2 separate regions of the Homo sapiens genome follow, and region 2 is linked to region 1. Evidence: chromatin loops called from intact Hi-C (ENCODE). Cell type or tissue: B cell. All regions are shown on one strand.

Region 1 (8,000 bases):
CTGAACTGCCTTTAAGTGGCTCCAACACATCTTACCTGTTCATTTCTGAAGTGTTATAGACATTTCTAATACAAAAGCAGGTTTACCTTTCATTAGGAAAACTCTGAAAGTGTGTTCACATTTCTACTGTGCCAAAATTTTAAGGTAATTTCTGAGATTACCTTGCCTCTTTGGGAATACATAACCTTTTCTATTAAATATTTTAACAGGGACAGTTTACTGAATGTACTCCCCCCTCACAATCCCCTCGCAATTGAGGAGGATGCGTAGCATCTGTTTCCACCCCTCCTCCTCCACGAGGGGCAGTGGTGAATTAGGTAGCTAACATTTTGCCATGTGGCAGTGAGAGGTGCTGGTAGGATGAGTGATTTGCCATGATCACGCTGTAAGGCACAATGAATGTATTTGGATGTTCACAGACACAGTCCCTGTCAGTGGATTTACAGTCTGGTTTCGGGGACAGACAGCAATCCCAGAGTAAATGTAAAACTGCAGCTTCAGAGAGTATGCCTGAAGAGGGGTACATGAGGCCTGAGAGTAGATGAAGTGTGTATGTGCTGGTGGGGGTGCAAATAGGGGAGGTCAGGAAGGCATCCTTGAGGACGTGACCTCCCTGGGCAGAGGTAACAACGTGTGCAAAGGCCCTGTGGTGGGAGGAAGTAGTGTGAGTTTGGGGTTTCACATGAAGCCCAATGTGGCTAGAGAGGAAGACAGGTCAGGCCATGCCTTGTAAGCCATTCTTGGGTGTTTTTTAGTTTAACTTGGGGTTTTGACTGGGAGGTGACATGATCAGATTTGCCTTTTGAAAAGTTGACTGTGATCTGTAATAGGAAAATCACAGGAGGCAGGAGACAGCAAGGGTAGTTATGGTAGACCATTGAGGGAGCTCATAGCTTGGACCAAGGTGGTGGTGGTGGGAACAGAAGTGGATGCATTTGAGAGTTCTTTGGGAGGTAGAATTGATAGTGCCTGGTGATGGGTTGGATATGCAGGGCCAAGGGTGGTGTCGAGGCTGACTTCTCGTTTCTGGCTTGCGCAAGTGGATGTGTGGTGGTGCCATCGCTGAGGTAAGTAATCCTGGAGAAGGACCAGGTGTGGGGGAAGGTGGGGAGTCTGGATTTGTTGTTACATGTTAATAAGTTTGTGACAATCGTTGATGAAAAAAGTCCTTGCCTTCTTTCATTACTACATCCACTGCCCCCCAAAATATTAAAGGACCAGACTCCTTAAACTACGTTATTTTTAAATCCAAATAATTCAGTAGCTTTTTGTTTTCCCTAGTATATGTACACACCGTACATACCTAAAGTTAAGAGGAAGGGTTAATTTAGTGCAGTGTTCTCAAAATTTTGTGTACACAATTGTCTGGAGACTGTTGATTCCTGGGTCCCTTGAAGAACTAATGACTTCCATCTCTAGGGTGAGGTGCAGGCTGGGTGCTTATGTTTTAAATAAGCTCTCCAGATGGTACTGCTGATTCAATAGGAAAAGGGCAGTTATTATATATTCCTTTCTCCTGCACCCCAATCAAGCCCAGTGTGATTTCAGAGCACCCATTTGGGTGAAAGCAGTCACTTGATGCCCAGCCGCCTTACAGTCCGGCTGAAATGCCAGGAGTGCTGTTATTGGTATTTGGGACTCGAATAGGGGCTAGGATGACTCTGTGAAAAAGAGCCATAAAAACAAGAATTTCATAGCTAATTTACTGCTTACCTATACTTGGGCAGGCCATTCAACATAATATTCTTCTGACTTGAGTTTCTCTCTGCAGGGAGTCCAGTAACAGCTTCATTTGGCAGTGCCCAGTGGTCTCTCACATTTTGGCTCTTTGTTTTCAAAGAGAAAAAAAGAGGCTAGACCTTCCCTATAAATGGTAGGGAAGTAAGAGATCCCATTCCTTGTTCCTCTTTTATTCCTTCCACACTGGCCTCTTTTGTTAATGAAATAATGTGAATTTTTTTTTTTTGGAAACAGGGTCTCACTCTGTCACCCAGGCTGGAGTGCAGTGGCACAGTCACAGCTCACTGCAGCCTCAGTGCCCCGGCCCCCACCCTTGGCTCAAGTGATCTTCCCACCTCAGCCTCCTGGGTAACTGGGACCACAGGCACACACTACCACACCCAGCTAATTTTTTATTTTTTTGTGAAACAAGATCTCACTGTGTGGCCCAGGCGGCTAGTCTCAAATTCCTGAGCTCAAGCTATCCTCCTACCTTGGCCTTCCAAAATGTTGAGATTATAGGTGTGAGCCACCATGCCTGGCTGATAATGTGATTTCTAACAAATGTTGAATAATTATAGTTTGGGAAAGGAAAACAGTATCATTTAGTGAACTATAATTTTTTTCTTAATTTTTTTAACTTAAACTTTTATATCTCTTTGACAATTTGGAGATTCTTAGGGTGGTTTGATATACCTGCTTTCTAATGGTAGTTAGATGTTTCAGCTCTATTCTGAAGCAGTGAAATTCAGTCTGCTTTCTAATGGTAGTTAGATGTTTCAGCTCTATTCTGAAGCAGTGAAATTCAGTCTGCTTTCAAAGTCAGTGAATGCATTTTGAATTATCCCTTATTTCATTTCAGTAGTAACTACCTTGAGACTCCCCAAGTACTCCAATTAGTTTTTAATTTCAGCAGTAAATGTGTGTTGAAAAGACCAAAGTTTGCATTATTTTCCTTCTGATGTATTTACCATCCATGCCTGTTGACATAAAAAGATTTTTCCAGACTTGGGTAGTTTTCAGAACCAAACAAAACCCTTGTGCTATAATGTGACTTAGAGACTTTTGACTGAAATGCTTGATATAGTTAATACACATAATTTTTTTCAAAATGAAACCACAAAGAGCTATAAAGAGAATTTCATAGCTAATTTACTGCTTACCTGTATTTGGGGAAGCCATTTAGCATCTGTGAACCTAAATTTCGTCAGCCGTAAAATGGGAGTTAGTTTTTAAGTGGAAAGAATGTTACATAAGATAAACGGAGACAAAGTTTTTATCAGTGAAATCCAAACAACTCATCTTAAGATGCTGTAAGCTTTATGTGTTTCTTTTGTGTTTCCCTACCCCGCAAATGTTTTTCAAACTTAACCCTGTTAGGTAAAAACTCTGGGTTCCTATAAACGGGTAAAGTTTGTCCATTGGTCTTCTCAAGGAAAAAGCAATATGAACAGTTTGGGTTATCTTAGTAAAAGGGAGGACTCTGATTTTGTCTCATGTCCATCCTCTCTCTGTGTGTTCTAGTCGGAATTCCCTTATCAGTCACATGGGTACCACCTTCATGTTTTGAAGCGCTATTATATCCCATTATGTGCTTGGTGCAGGGACAATAAAAATAAGATTGGTTTTGCCTTTAAGGAGTTCTCAGTCTCCTAGTGAAAGCAGATATGTAAGCAATTACAATGCAGTGTAGTGCATGATAGAGGTCTTCACAGAAGAGAAGTGTGCCCTGGAGACCAGGGAGGGCCTCCCGGCTGGTAAGATCCTTTGGGTAAGTGTGGAGGGATGTGGGCTTCCCAGTCAGCAGTGGTCAGTTCTGTTTTCCTTTATTCATTAACCCGTTCTTAACACTTACAGGCAAACAGTAATGCTGTTTCAAAGGAAATGTAAAACTTCATTAAGTTATCCTTTTAATCTAATATACTTGAAAACAAAACCTTAAAAGCAAAATAAAAAATATCTCACCATGACCCACCTTTTATTGATAGGAGAGGAACCAGTATCACCTGAGGATCAAACTCTAGTAGTCAGTATATCAGATTTTGCTCATATTTTTAAGTTAGAAGTCACTTCTGCAACCTAATTTTGTTTTCCATTTTTGCCTGAGAGATCAATTTTAAACTGCCTGTGTGGACAGTTGTCATTTCAGATACTGTAAATAATTGTTTTTACTTTAGGATGGGGTAGGTAAACTATCATCTTAGGGCCGAGTCTGGCTGTGGCCTGTTTTTATTTGGTCTCCCAGCTAAAAATGGTTTTTATATTTTTGAAGGATTTTAAAAACAACAATATGCAACGGACTCCAAGTAAGACCCTCAAAGCCTAAAATACTTACTGGCTGGCTCTTTAGAGAAACAAATGGACCAACTCCTGCTTCTAGCATAAAAATAATTATTGTTAAGCATTTATTCTAACCTTGTATATATTTTATGGCTGGACTAATATTTGGAAGCAGATCCACCCCATTGGTTCCAGTTTTTAAAAAATTGTTCTCAAAGAACAGAATGTGTTTTGTTAGCCAATGTTGAGCACATCATGGACTCTGAGCATGGACTCAGAAACTACTGAGGAGAGGCATCGTGGTGCTGAGGTAATGTTTTAAACAAAGCTGGTGTTTGGGTGGGTCTTTGTGTAGAGAAAGTGGCAGTATCTTGTGTCACACTTGCTAAGCTATTGTGTAATGACAGATTTCTGGCATATGCTAAAAGAAAGCAATTTGTACCTGATGTTTGAGTTGGAAAGAGAATGTTATGTAAATGAATTGCTTTTTTCCTCATTGATAGTTTAAAATGAGCTTTTGATCTACTATAGTCTGTATGTGAATTTCTGACTGCAGATGTTTTGTAAGTCCATTCCTGATTCAGAACACCCTGTCTAAAGTACAGCTCCATCTCTGTGCCGTGCCCCACTTTACTGCACTCATAGAACTCGGTCTCCACCTATAACGCTGTCAGGTGCTTGTTTATTTGTGCTTTTTGTCTTTTCTGGCAGCAAAGCAAGAGGATAGGTGTTGTTTTTGTGTTTTTGAGATGCGGTCTTGCTCTGTTGCTCAAGCACGAGTGCAGTGGTACAATCATAGCTCACCACAGCCTTGAACTCCTGGGGGACCGCAGGCGCTCACTACCACACCTGACTAATCTTTTTATTTTTATTTCTATAGAGATGAAGTTTCACACTGTTTTGTGCAGGCTGGTCTCAAACACCTGGCCTCAAGCCATCCTCCTGCCTCAGTCTCTCAAAGTGTTGGCATTATAGCCATGAGCCACTATGCCTGGCCCAAGTTTGTTTGTTTGTTGTTTAGCATTATTATTTTATAGCAAACTTTAAATTCTTGTTTATTGGCAGGATAAATAGAGGGAAGAAGGACGAGCAAATAGGTAAACATACCTGCCTCCTAGTGGGTAATCTTGGGCAAGTTTTTTCACCTCCCTCTGCCTCCTCATCTGTAAACAAGATCCTGCGTGCCCGCCTGGGATGCCTGCTAAGATGGCACATGGGAAGCACCTGGCCTTATGCCTGGCCCTGGTCAGTAAGGGCTGTGCGGTTCCACTTGTACCTGATAAAATTCTAATCTGATTAAAAGCTTTACTAGCTCGTGATGGTCATTCTTTTCCTCTAACTTAGCAGCCCGATGAAATAATGTAGTAAGTAAATGTAACCTTGTTGTTTGTCCTTTTGCTGCCACGATGAACACAGCTGTCTTGCTAGACCTCTGTTGACTTCAACAGGGATAGCATCAGGTTTATTGGAAATTTACATATGGGACAGTCCAGTGGTGGTGGGTTGGACAGAACAGCAACTGCTTCCCGAAAGCTTGGAAAAAGCATGCAGTTTACACAGCATTCTTACTTAACATACTCCCCCTAACAGCCTCCACCTGGCAGCCTTAAAGTGCTTGTGGGCTGGGGGTTCAGATGTTCCCCATAGATAAGGAATTGATTTCAGGGTTGGCCACTAGGATTCCTTAGCTCGGAACTCCACACACGCATTCTTCTTAAGTTATTGATGTTAGGTACACCTGTACAACCACCCTGCATAAAGTTCATTCATTCAACAAATAGAGCACCTACTTTGTGCCAGGTTTTCAGGTACTGGGGAGACATTGGTGAACAAAAAGAGGCTTTTAAAGGATTATCACCTGCTTGGTTGACAGTCACATCCAGTGAATGGTGGAACCCATTTCCTGCTAATGTGTATTTGAGCCTGAAATGCACATTGTCCCACCTTTCCTCAATGGCAAAATGCTCTGGAAAGGAGATGCTGGTCTGACTAAATAAAATGGGCTTTCTGTTTGGAGTTGTAAAGGGAGCCGTGCCTTCCTCAGCCCCTCCTGAAAGAAAGACCTGCTTTCAAGAAGCTTATATTGCAGGGGGAAAGACACATGTCTAATACATCGTCAGGGGGTGGTGAGCGTGCTACTGTAAATTTTCACCTAGGCTTTGGCAAGAGCTAGAATTAACTTTCATTCTTTACTGACTCTTTGAAGCGTTAAAACCACTGGGCAGAGTGACTTAGGAGTGGGCCCACTGTGATGTGTTTTTGTTGGTTTTCTGGTAAATCACTTTTGGGTTGGACAGTGAACCATGATGGTCTTTCTTCAAGAACTTGTTTTTGCAAGGGTTTGGTGATAAGTCCATCATTTCCAAACCCACTTACTCTTCCATCCTTTCTCAGGTGCTGTGGTTCAGGGAAATGATTGTTTTGATAGTATTTTACCTATTGCACCATTACTTCATCTGTAAATTTCTTATAAAATATGTCTTGGGATCCAGCCTTGTCTTTTTTGTTTGTTTTTTTTTTTTTTTTTTGAGACGGAGTCTCTGTCTGTCGCCCAGGCTGGAGTGCAGTGGTGTGATCTGGACTCACCGCAAGCTCCACCTCCCGGGTTCACGCCATTCTCCTGCCTCAGCCTCCCGAGTAGCTGGGACTACAGGCGCCAGCCATCACACTCGGCTAATTTTTTTTGTATTTTTTAGTAGAGACGGGGTTTCACCATGTTAGCCAGGACAGTCTTGATCTCCTGACCTCATGATCCGCCCGCCTCAGCCTCCCAAAGTGCTGGGATTACAGGCGTGAGCCACTGCGCCTGGCCTGTTATGTTTTTAAAGAGAAAATTGAACCACAGGTCACTTGGTTAAAGCTTAGCACATAAATATGAGATTGGAATCACTTTATTTGTAAACATATATGTAGTGTATATTGGTACAGTATTTTCATTAAGGTGTGTTTCATTGCCTCAGTTAAATAATTAAGGGTGTTGGCTGCTGGGATGTTGAAGTATTTGCTTACATAATCCATTGCTGTTTGGGTGAGACTCTTAAATGGATTTAGACAGATAATGGTGAGAAAACTGGATTTTTTATTTAGAACGTGGCTGAACAAGGCAATGTGGAAATAGTGTGATAACAAGGTGCATTATATAACTTGAACAAATCAACTGCAAAAAGACATTTTCAAAGAAATGGAGGAAAATTGAATAATATTTACTGAACTTGACGTATTAAGGAATTGTTTTAAATTATGTTGGATGTGATAATGGTATTGTGATTTTTTTTTTTAGTGCTTTAGAGCAATATACTGAAGTTTTTACAAGTGAAATAATGAATGAGGGCCTTAAAATATGCCAGCAAAAAAAAAAAAAAGTGAAAGTGGTAGAGTAGAAGAAAGAATGGTGTTGAAGCTGAAAAGAGAGTGTGGAGGATCATGGTACTACTTATTCTCTCTACTTTTATGAATGTTTTCAACTTTCCATAATAGAATATTTGCTTTTAAAAAGCATGTTATAGGGTAGAAAGGGAGAGATGCTTTACTTTTGCTCGTCATGAAGTGCCTGAGTGTTGAGGTGGGAGGATCTCAGGGCGAGGGCAGGTCCCCCATTCCCTGCTGCTGGGGCAACCTTTGTGCTCTGGATCAAATGAGTAACTGATTTGATCTCATCAAATGGCCCCACCCGGGCCATCTCACCCTCCATGCACATGTTTTAAAAGGAGGTCACTACTCAAAATTGCAGCTGACTTGGAAACACATAGAACGATTTGTTCCCAGTTTTTTCCACTATTACTTTGTATTCCCAATGTTTTGGGGGGCCCATAGGAATGGGGCACAGTGCTGTGACCCAACTGGGAACAGGTCATTGTCTTAATAGCGATTTTCTCAGACTTGAAAATTGAAATGAACAAAATAAGGGGCATCTACTGGGTAGGGCTTTAGCCATTTTAAGAGATCAATCTACATACTGGGGCTGTGGGCAGGGATGGGGGAAGGAAATACAGCAAACCATG
Region 2 (8,000 bases), 150 kb before region 1:
GAGAGGAAGGAGATAAATTATGAAAAAGAAAAAAGATCTCTCCTAATTTCACCACCAAAATTGAGTAAGAATTATCACTTATAACATTGCCTTTCAGTCTTTTTATGTATATGTTTGTAATTCCATAAAATTGGGATGATGAATATAATTTTATTTTCTGTTTTTATCATTAAATATATTTTGTGTTTTTCATATTATTCAGTATTCCTTACAGATAGTACCTAAAGTGCAATTATTGATTTAATGATGTCCTACTGCTGGTCATTGAAGCTTTCCTAATTTTTTACTCTTCTAAAATTATAAACAACATTTTCAATCATAAATGTGTCTTTAAATCTTTCCTTGGCAGATTCCTACAAGTGAGATTACTAGGTCAAATAATGAACATTTTTAGGCTCTTGATATATATTGATGATAAAAGAAAGATTGTACCAACTTTTTACACTCCCATCAATGTCAGTGGAATCTGAGTAAGTTGGATTTTACCTTCTTTAATAACACATCTTTTATGCTAAAAGATAAATAGTAGGAATTTTCACCTCACCTCCAGTAATGACAGAACAAGACCCAACTGGAGGAGTCCCAACAGAAAATATCTATAAACACTGGACATAATACCAAAGCAACTACATCAGTGAATTGGAGAGTGGACAGAGCAGACGAAATCGGGTGGAGGAGACAAGCTCAGAGAAAAAGAGGATGGGAGCTGTACAAATTCTCTGTTTTTATGGCTTCTGTTCTGGGGCTAAATATAGTCTACTTGGAGTGTGTGGTCTTGGAGGAGACACTAATTGAAAACAGCAGTCTTTTTGACCAGGGAAATTTAAAAAAAAAAAAAAAAAAAAAAAAAAAAACCGAGCTAGGGAATCATGGACACTGAAAAAAGTGGAAGAATCTTGGAAGCAAAAGAGCAAGAGAAGGTTTCAGCAAACATGTCTGCCCACATTTCCGAGTGACCCTTGAACCACGTATGTATGGACCAAATTCAAAGCAGCTCATCTAGAGAAAAAATATCTGAACTGAGACTGAAGCTGCCACCCCAAAAAATAGAGATTGCAACTCAAACACAGATGATTGCCTACTTAAACAAAAGAAATCATAATCATGAGAGAAAATTAACTGAATCCAGAATTTCTACAACTTAATATTGATAAGGTCCAGTATACAATAAGAAAAACTACCTATCATATAAAGAACCAAGAAAATGAAACATATTCTCAAAATCAACTGAGTCCGATGCCAAGATGTGCCAGATACTGGAATTAGCAGCCAATGATTTTTAAACAGCTATTAGAACTCTCCTCAATGAAGTAAAACAAAATATGCTTTCAATGAGTTGAAAAATATGAATTCTCAAGAGAGAGGTGATTAAAGAAAGAAATCATTTCTCAAGAGAGAAATGATTAATGAAAGAACCAAATGATATCTGATATACCCACCTGCTGTTCCCATCCCCTCCACCTCCACAACACACACAAACCATTTGCCTACCTAGCAAATTTCTCGTCCTTAAGTACTCAGCTTAGGAGTCCCCACTTTAAGAAGCCTTTCTCAGGGCTCCAGTGTCCTTGCAGCACACACCAGGCCTAAACTTACCAAGACAAGAACAATTGCAAGTGCAGTTTCCCATTGCCCCCCCACAGTTGGGTGGCTCACGTTGACTGAGAAGAGCTGGATATTAGACTCCAGGAAAAGGACTTCAGCCTTGTATTCTTACATAAACGTGATCAGCTACATGACAGGGGAAGTACCAGGCCTTCCCGTGGCATGGTCAGAGTCTAGGAGCCAAGTCTTATAATTTTAACTATGTAACCTGGTAGATCAGTAGTTTCCAACTCTGATCTGCCACTCAGCATTCTATCATGATTAACCTCACTGCCTTAGGTACTCAATTCTAGCTAGTATCTGTGGTGCATATTTCAGAACCCAGTGGTCCTATTCCATGGGAGGCCAGCTCCATCTCTGGAAGACCAATCTGCAGAGAACGAGTCCTAGTCAAGTTGAACCTAAATTCTCAGTTTACCCCCTAAATTCAAAAGGTGCCTCATTTTCTGTTCCATCAGCATCTCATACTGTTTCAGCCATGAGTACTAAGAGGCCAGTGACTGACATAGCTCTAAGAAGGCATTGCTAAACAGACCAGGGGTCATAGGAACTCTTATATTAAGCTCAATTCATCTAGTAGTTTTCCATATTTTTCTAACTCCTTGATTTGCAGATACCCAGGTTTATCATTCATCTCATAAGTTGCATTTTTGTTTACAAACAATGGTTGCCCAAATGACCAACAATTTAGTTTGCTTTTTTCATACAGCTAGTAATATTTTTGTGTTAACCTGACTCTTATGCCTTTCCCATGCGCTATGGTTTGAATGTTTGTTCCCTCAACTCATGTGGAAACTTAATCCCCAGTGTGGCAGTTTTGAGAGGCAGGACCTTTAAGAGGTGGTGGGTCATGAGAGCTCTGCCCTCATGTATGGGTTCATCCACACATGGATCAATGGATTAATGAGTTAAGTGATTAATGGGTTATCACAGGAGTGGCACTGGTGGCTTCATAAGAACAGCAAGAGAGACCTGAACTAGCACACTCAGACCGCTTGCCATGTGATGCCCTGCACCACCTTGGGACCCTGCAAAGGGTCCCCACCAGCAAGAAGGCCCTCACGATCTTTCTGGAAAGCAATTATCATCAATATATATAAACTTCTTTTCTTTATAAATTATCCAGTTTCAGGTATTCTGTTATAAGCAATAGAAAATGGACTAAGAAAATTGGTATCAGAAGTGGGGCTGTTGCTAATAATGAATACCTGAAAACGTGAAAGTAAGGGCAGAGGCCAGAAGCATTTGGAGGAGCAGGCCAAGGCCAGAAAAAGCCTTCAATTCATTCTGGTAAAGGCTTAGACGACAAGACGACTAAGGAAAGTTTGGAACTCACTAGAGATTGTTTAAGTGATCATGACCAGAATACTGACAGAAATTTGGACAATGAAGGCCATTCTGACAAGGTCTCAAATGGAACTCTCTTGGAACCTAGAGTAAAGGCTATCCTTTTTATAAATTAGAAAAAAAAAAAACCAACTTGGTTGAACTGTGTCCATGTCTGAGGGCTTTGTGGAAGAGCAAACTTGAAAGTGATGAACTAGGGTATCTGTGGAAGAAGTATCCAAGCAGAAAATCATTCAGGCTGCTACATGGCCACTTTTAATTGCTAACATTAAGCTGTGAGAGGGAAAAAAATGACTTGGAGACAGAATTTATAACCAAAAGAAAAGCAAAGCAGAAAGATTTGGAAAATTCTCAGCCTGGCCATATAAAGAGTGAAAAATGGCTGGGCACAGTGGTTCACGCCTGTAATCCCAGCACTTTGGCAGGCTGAGGCAGGCAGATCACTTGAGTCCAGGAGTTTGAGACCAGAATGCACAACATGGCAAAACCCCACCTCTACAAAAAATAAAAAAAATAGCTGGGTGTGGTGGTGCACAGCTACTGGTAGTCCCAGCTACTCAGGAGGCTGAGGTGGTAGGATCACCAGAGCCTAGGGGGCTGCAGTGAGCCATGATCACACCACTGCATTCCTGAGCAACAGAGTGAGACCCTTCCTCAAAAAAAGTGAAAAAGCATGTTTAGAAGAGGAAATCAAGGATGTAGCACGGCGACCTCTTGCCAAAGAGATTAGCACAGCTAGAAGGAAGCCAGGTGCTTCTCCTCAAAACAGTGAAAGAAAGACCGCAAAGCCATTTTAAAGACCTTTGAGGCTTCCCCGCTGTTACAGGCCCAGAGGCCTATGAGGGCAGGGATGAGCCCAAGACACCTTCCACAGACTCCCTCCCCAGGGCCACCTCAGGACCCTGCTAACCAGATTCTGGTGAGGTGCTTCTCAGCTGCCCCAGCTGTGGCTCAAGTAGTCCCAGGTGTGGATCAGCCCGCTGCTCAAGAAGATACAAGCTGTAGCCTTGATGGTGTCTCATGATGCTAATTCTGCAGGCTTGCAGAAAGCAATAGCTGCGGAGGATTGGCACCCTCTACCTAGATTTCAGAGGATGTGGCTGAAAGCCTAGAAGCCAGGTAGAGACATGTTCAGGGATGGCATCACTGCAGAGAGCCCTCACTAGAGTAATGCTAGCAGAAATGTGGAGTCAGAGCTGCTACAGGGAGTCCCCACCAGGGCTGCTAGTGGAGCCATGGGAGCGGGACCACCACCAGGACCCCAGGGCAGTGGAGTCCCCAGCAGCATGCAGCACCTGCATGGCAAAGCTTCAGGCGCTTTGCCACAGGGACTGCACCCAGCAAAGCCAGGGGGTGGGGGCAGCTGCCTGAAGCCTTAGGGCCCCAACCTCTGCCCCAGTGTGTACAGCAGGTGGCACATGGAGTCAAAAGAGACTATTCTCCAGCTTTAAGATTTGACGTCTTCTTTACTGGGTCTTGGGCTTGCTTGGGGCCTATTACTCCTCTCTTTTTGCCTATTTCTCTCTTTTGAAATAGGAATGTCTGTCTAATGCCTGTACCACCACTGTATCTTGGAAGAAGAGAGCTTGTTTTGGTTTCACAGGCTCACAAGTGAGGCTCTGGACTTTGAACTGGAATTTTGTGCTGGAATTAGTTCAGACTTTGGAACTATGGGAGTAGAATGAATGTGAGAAGGAAATGAGTTTTGGGGGATCAGGGGTGGAATGGTAGCATTCCCCTCTAAAACTCAATCCTCAATGTGGCAGTATTAAAAGGTGGGGGCTCTCTAAGGGGTGATTGGGTCATGAGGGCTCTGCCCTCATTAATAGATTAACCCGCGCAAGGATTCATGGGTTGATTGATTAATGGGATGTCACAAAAGTGGGACTGGTGGCTTTCTAAGCAGGGGAAAGAGAACTGAGCCAGCACATCATGTGATGCCCTGTCACCTCAGGATTCTGCACAGTTCCCACCAGGAAGAAGGCCCTCACCAGATGCAGCCCCTCAACTTTGAGCTTCTCAGCCTTCAGAGCTGTCAGAAATAAATTCCACTTTTGAATAAATCATCCAGTTTCAGGTCATCTGTTGTAAGTAACAGAAAACAGACTAAGACATCATGACGTTGGTTTTGCTTGAATTTCAGTATTGAGTCACTTGTTGTTATAAGATGGGTTAATAAGATACATTATTTCAGATACTATTATTAAAATTATGGCCAGACGCAGTGGCTCACACCTGTAATCCCAACACTTGGGGAGACTGTGGCAGGTGGATCACCTGAGGTCAGGAATTTGAGACCAACCTGGCCAACATGGTGAAACCCCATCTCTACTAAAATACAAAACTTAGCCAGGCGTGGTGGCATGCACCTGTAGTCCTAGCTACTCAAGAGGCTGAGGCAGGCCCATCACTTGAACCCCGGGAGGTGGAGGTTGCAGTGAGTCGAGATCACACCAGTGCACTCCAACCTGGCCGACAGAGTGAGACTTCATCTCAAATAATAACAATAATAAATAAATAAATAAATAAATAAATAAATAAAGTACCTAAAAATTTTTTTTCAGAGGTATTTTTATCAAGTAATTTCACTAGTGCCTCATTTTTAAACTGCTACTTGTTTTAGTTTTCTTTGTTCTCTGTAATACAGTCAGGTAGCTGGACTTTTTTTTTTTTTTTTTTTTGAGACAGTCTCACTCTGTCACCCAGCCTGGAGTGCAGTGGTGCAGTCTCAGCTCACTGCAACTTCCATCCCCCGAGTTCAAGCGATTCTCCTGCCTCAGCCTCCCAAGTAACTGGGATTACAGGCGCACGCCACCACAGCCAGCTAATTTTTGTATTTTTAGTAGAGACAGGGTTTTGCCATGTTGGCTGGCTGGTCTCAAACTCCTGACCTCAAGTGATCCACCCATCTCAGCCTCCCAAAGTGCTGGGATTACAGGCGTGAGCCACCGCGCCCAGCAGGATGTTTAAATGGGACTCCCTTCTCAGGGGAAGCCAAGGCCCTAGAGGCTGAGAACCATGCAGTAGCACCTGGTACTGCTACATCCTAAGAAAGGCACCAACTGCAAGGCCCTGCAGAGAGATAGCAGGCTGTGAGCACTAGGCCCCGCCCAGCATGACGCTGTAGACAGGGAGTGCAGGGAGACCAGGGGTGGCACTTGTTCTGGAGATACTGGTGTACCACACAGTGTCTAGGCGGGAAAGAAGCTTCAGGGGGAGAGCTCAGGAGTTCGACCTGTGTTCCTTGGAGCTGGAGTTAATCGCTACCGCAAAATGTAATATACCACCAAACAACAACTAGTGGATTCATACACCACGTAGTAAAAGACAAGCCACGGTAGCAGGAGCATTTGGACTCCCTCAGGTCAGTCTACAGGAGGACTGCTCAGCCTTCACCTCCCACACAACCAGCCTGCCATTGCTCATGTTTCCCACTAACATGAGCCTTTGGGCATCTCACAGGCAAAAGTGCCAGACATGGCATGGCTGCCTGGTGCACCAAGGGCCAGCAGCAGTACAGCATCAGATACTTCTCACACCAGCTCGAAGACCCAAAAGGACTTGCTGTCCCTGACCACTAATGTCAGGCACACTTCTTTTGATCAGTGCATGGCTTCAGAAGAACTACAGCCAGCTCCCTCATGGGTTCTTTGAGGAACCCTCAAAAGTTCTCTTTGAGAGGAAGAACCAAGATTTGATACCCACCATCTAGAGGACCTTGAGAGTAGATCACGGGTGCACCACTTCTGCAGATTCTTGCTCTCCCTGGGCCCAACACCTTCTAACAGAGGGGTCAGAAACAACAAGCACCTGCAACAAGTTGAGAGCAATTTGGAGAAAAGAGGAAAAGCCAGGCATCCCAGCGCCAGCCCTCTGCCACTCCACCACAGATCGTCCAATCTGAAGCTGGCTGGATGCGGGAGGGAGAGGTTTCCAACTGGTGGAGTGTCCAGAGTTTTGACTATTGCACTGTATTAGACTCGGTTATTTAACTAGAGGTTCTAGTACCTTAAACATGACCAGAAACAGGCAACAAAAGTAAAAATATACAAATTGGATTACATCAAAATTTAAGACTTCTGTGTACCAAAGTACACATTCAACAGAGTGAAAAGGCAACCTATGGAATAGAAGAAGATATTTGCCAGTCATATATCTGAAAAGGGGTTAATACCCAGAATACATAAAGAATTCCTACAACTCAACAATAACGACAAGAGCAAAATAACCCAAATTTAAAATGGACAAAAGAATTAAATAGACATTTCTCCAAAGATGATATACAGATGGCCAACAAGCATATGAAAAGATATGCAACATCACCAATCATTAGAAAAATGCAAATCAAAACTGCAATGAGATATCATCATATACCATTTAGGATGGCTACCACCCAAAACACAATACAAAATAAGTGTTCATGAGAACGCGGGACAGTTGGAACCCTTGTACACTGTCATTGGAATGCAAGATGGTGCAGCCCCTGTGGAAAATGGCATGATGGTTCCTCAAAAAATTCAAAGCAGAATTACCATATGATCCAACAATCTCATTTCCGGGTATATATCCAAAATAATTGAAAGCAAGATCTTGAAGAGATGGTTGTATACCCATGTTCATAGCAACACTATTCACAATTGCCAAGAGGTGGAAGCAACCCAGGTATCCATGCATGAATGAACGAATAAACAAAATATGGTATATGCACACCACGGAATATTATTCAGCCTTAAAAATGAAGGAAATTCTGACAAATGCTACAATATGGATAAAACTTGAAGGCATCATGTTAAGTGAAATAAGCCACTCACAAAAAAGATGACTACTATATGATACCACTTATATGAGATATCTGGAGTAGTCAAATTCATAGAGACAGAAAGTAGAACGGTGATTGCTGGGGCTGGAAGGGAGGAGAAACAGGAATTTGTTGCTTAATGTGTTTAGAGTTTCAGTTTTGCAAGATGAAAAAATTCTAGAGATTGGTGGCACAATAATATGAATATATTTAACACTACTGAATTGTACACTTAGAAATTGTTAAGACG

What was found. A loop is a pair of places that touch in the nucleus more often than their neighbours do. Peaks named below come from ENCODE experiments on the same cell type or tissue, not always from the same donor. Only the 100,000 strongest peaks of a DNase experiment are listed, where the experiment ranks them.
Region 2: a loop joins it to region 1, with 4 times the contacts of the local background. A loop is called at or near these places in 9 of 110 quality-filtered maps.

Annotation. Positions count from the first base shown.
Region 1 is chr6:158,805,842-158,813,841 of GRCh38, reverse strand. All of the region lies in intron 2 of EZR (ezrin), which reads left to right. Among named protein-coding and RNA genes, the nearest start is that of EZR-AS1, 8.1 kb to the left of the region's middle. RefSeq lists an enhancer at 575-624. In B cell, no CTCF peak of the experiment used is centred here; DNase peaks (open chromatin) are centred at 4,751, 5,618 and 6,129; H3K4me3 peaks cover 6,481 bases; H3K27ac peaks cover 8,000 bases.
Region 2 is chr6:158,955,303-158,963,302 of GRCh38, reverse strand. It overlaps a transcript of RSPH3 not described here. Among named protein-coding and RNA genes, the nearest start is that of TAGAP-AS1, 41 kb to the left of the region's middle. In B cell, CTCF peaks have their summits at 4,147 and 4,350 (motif pointing right); a DNase peak (open chromatin) is centred at 4,362.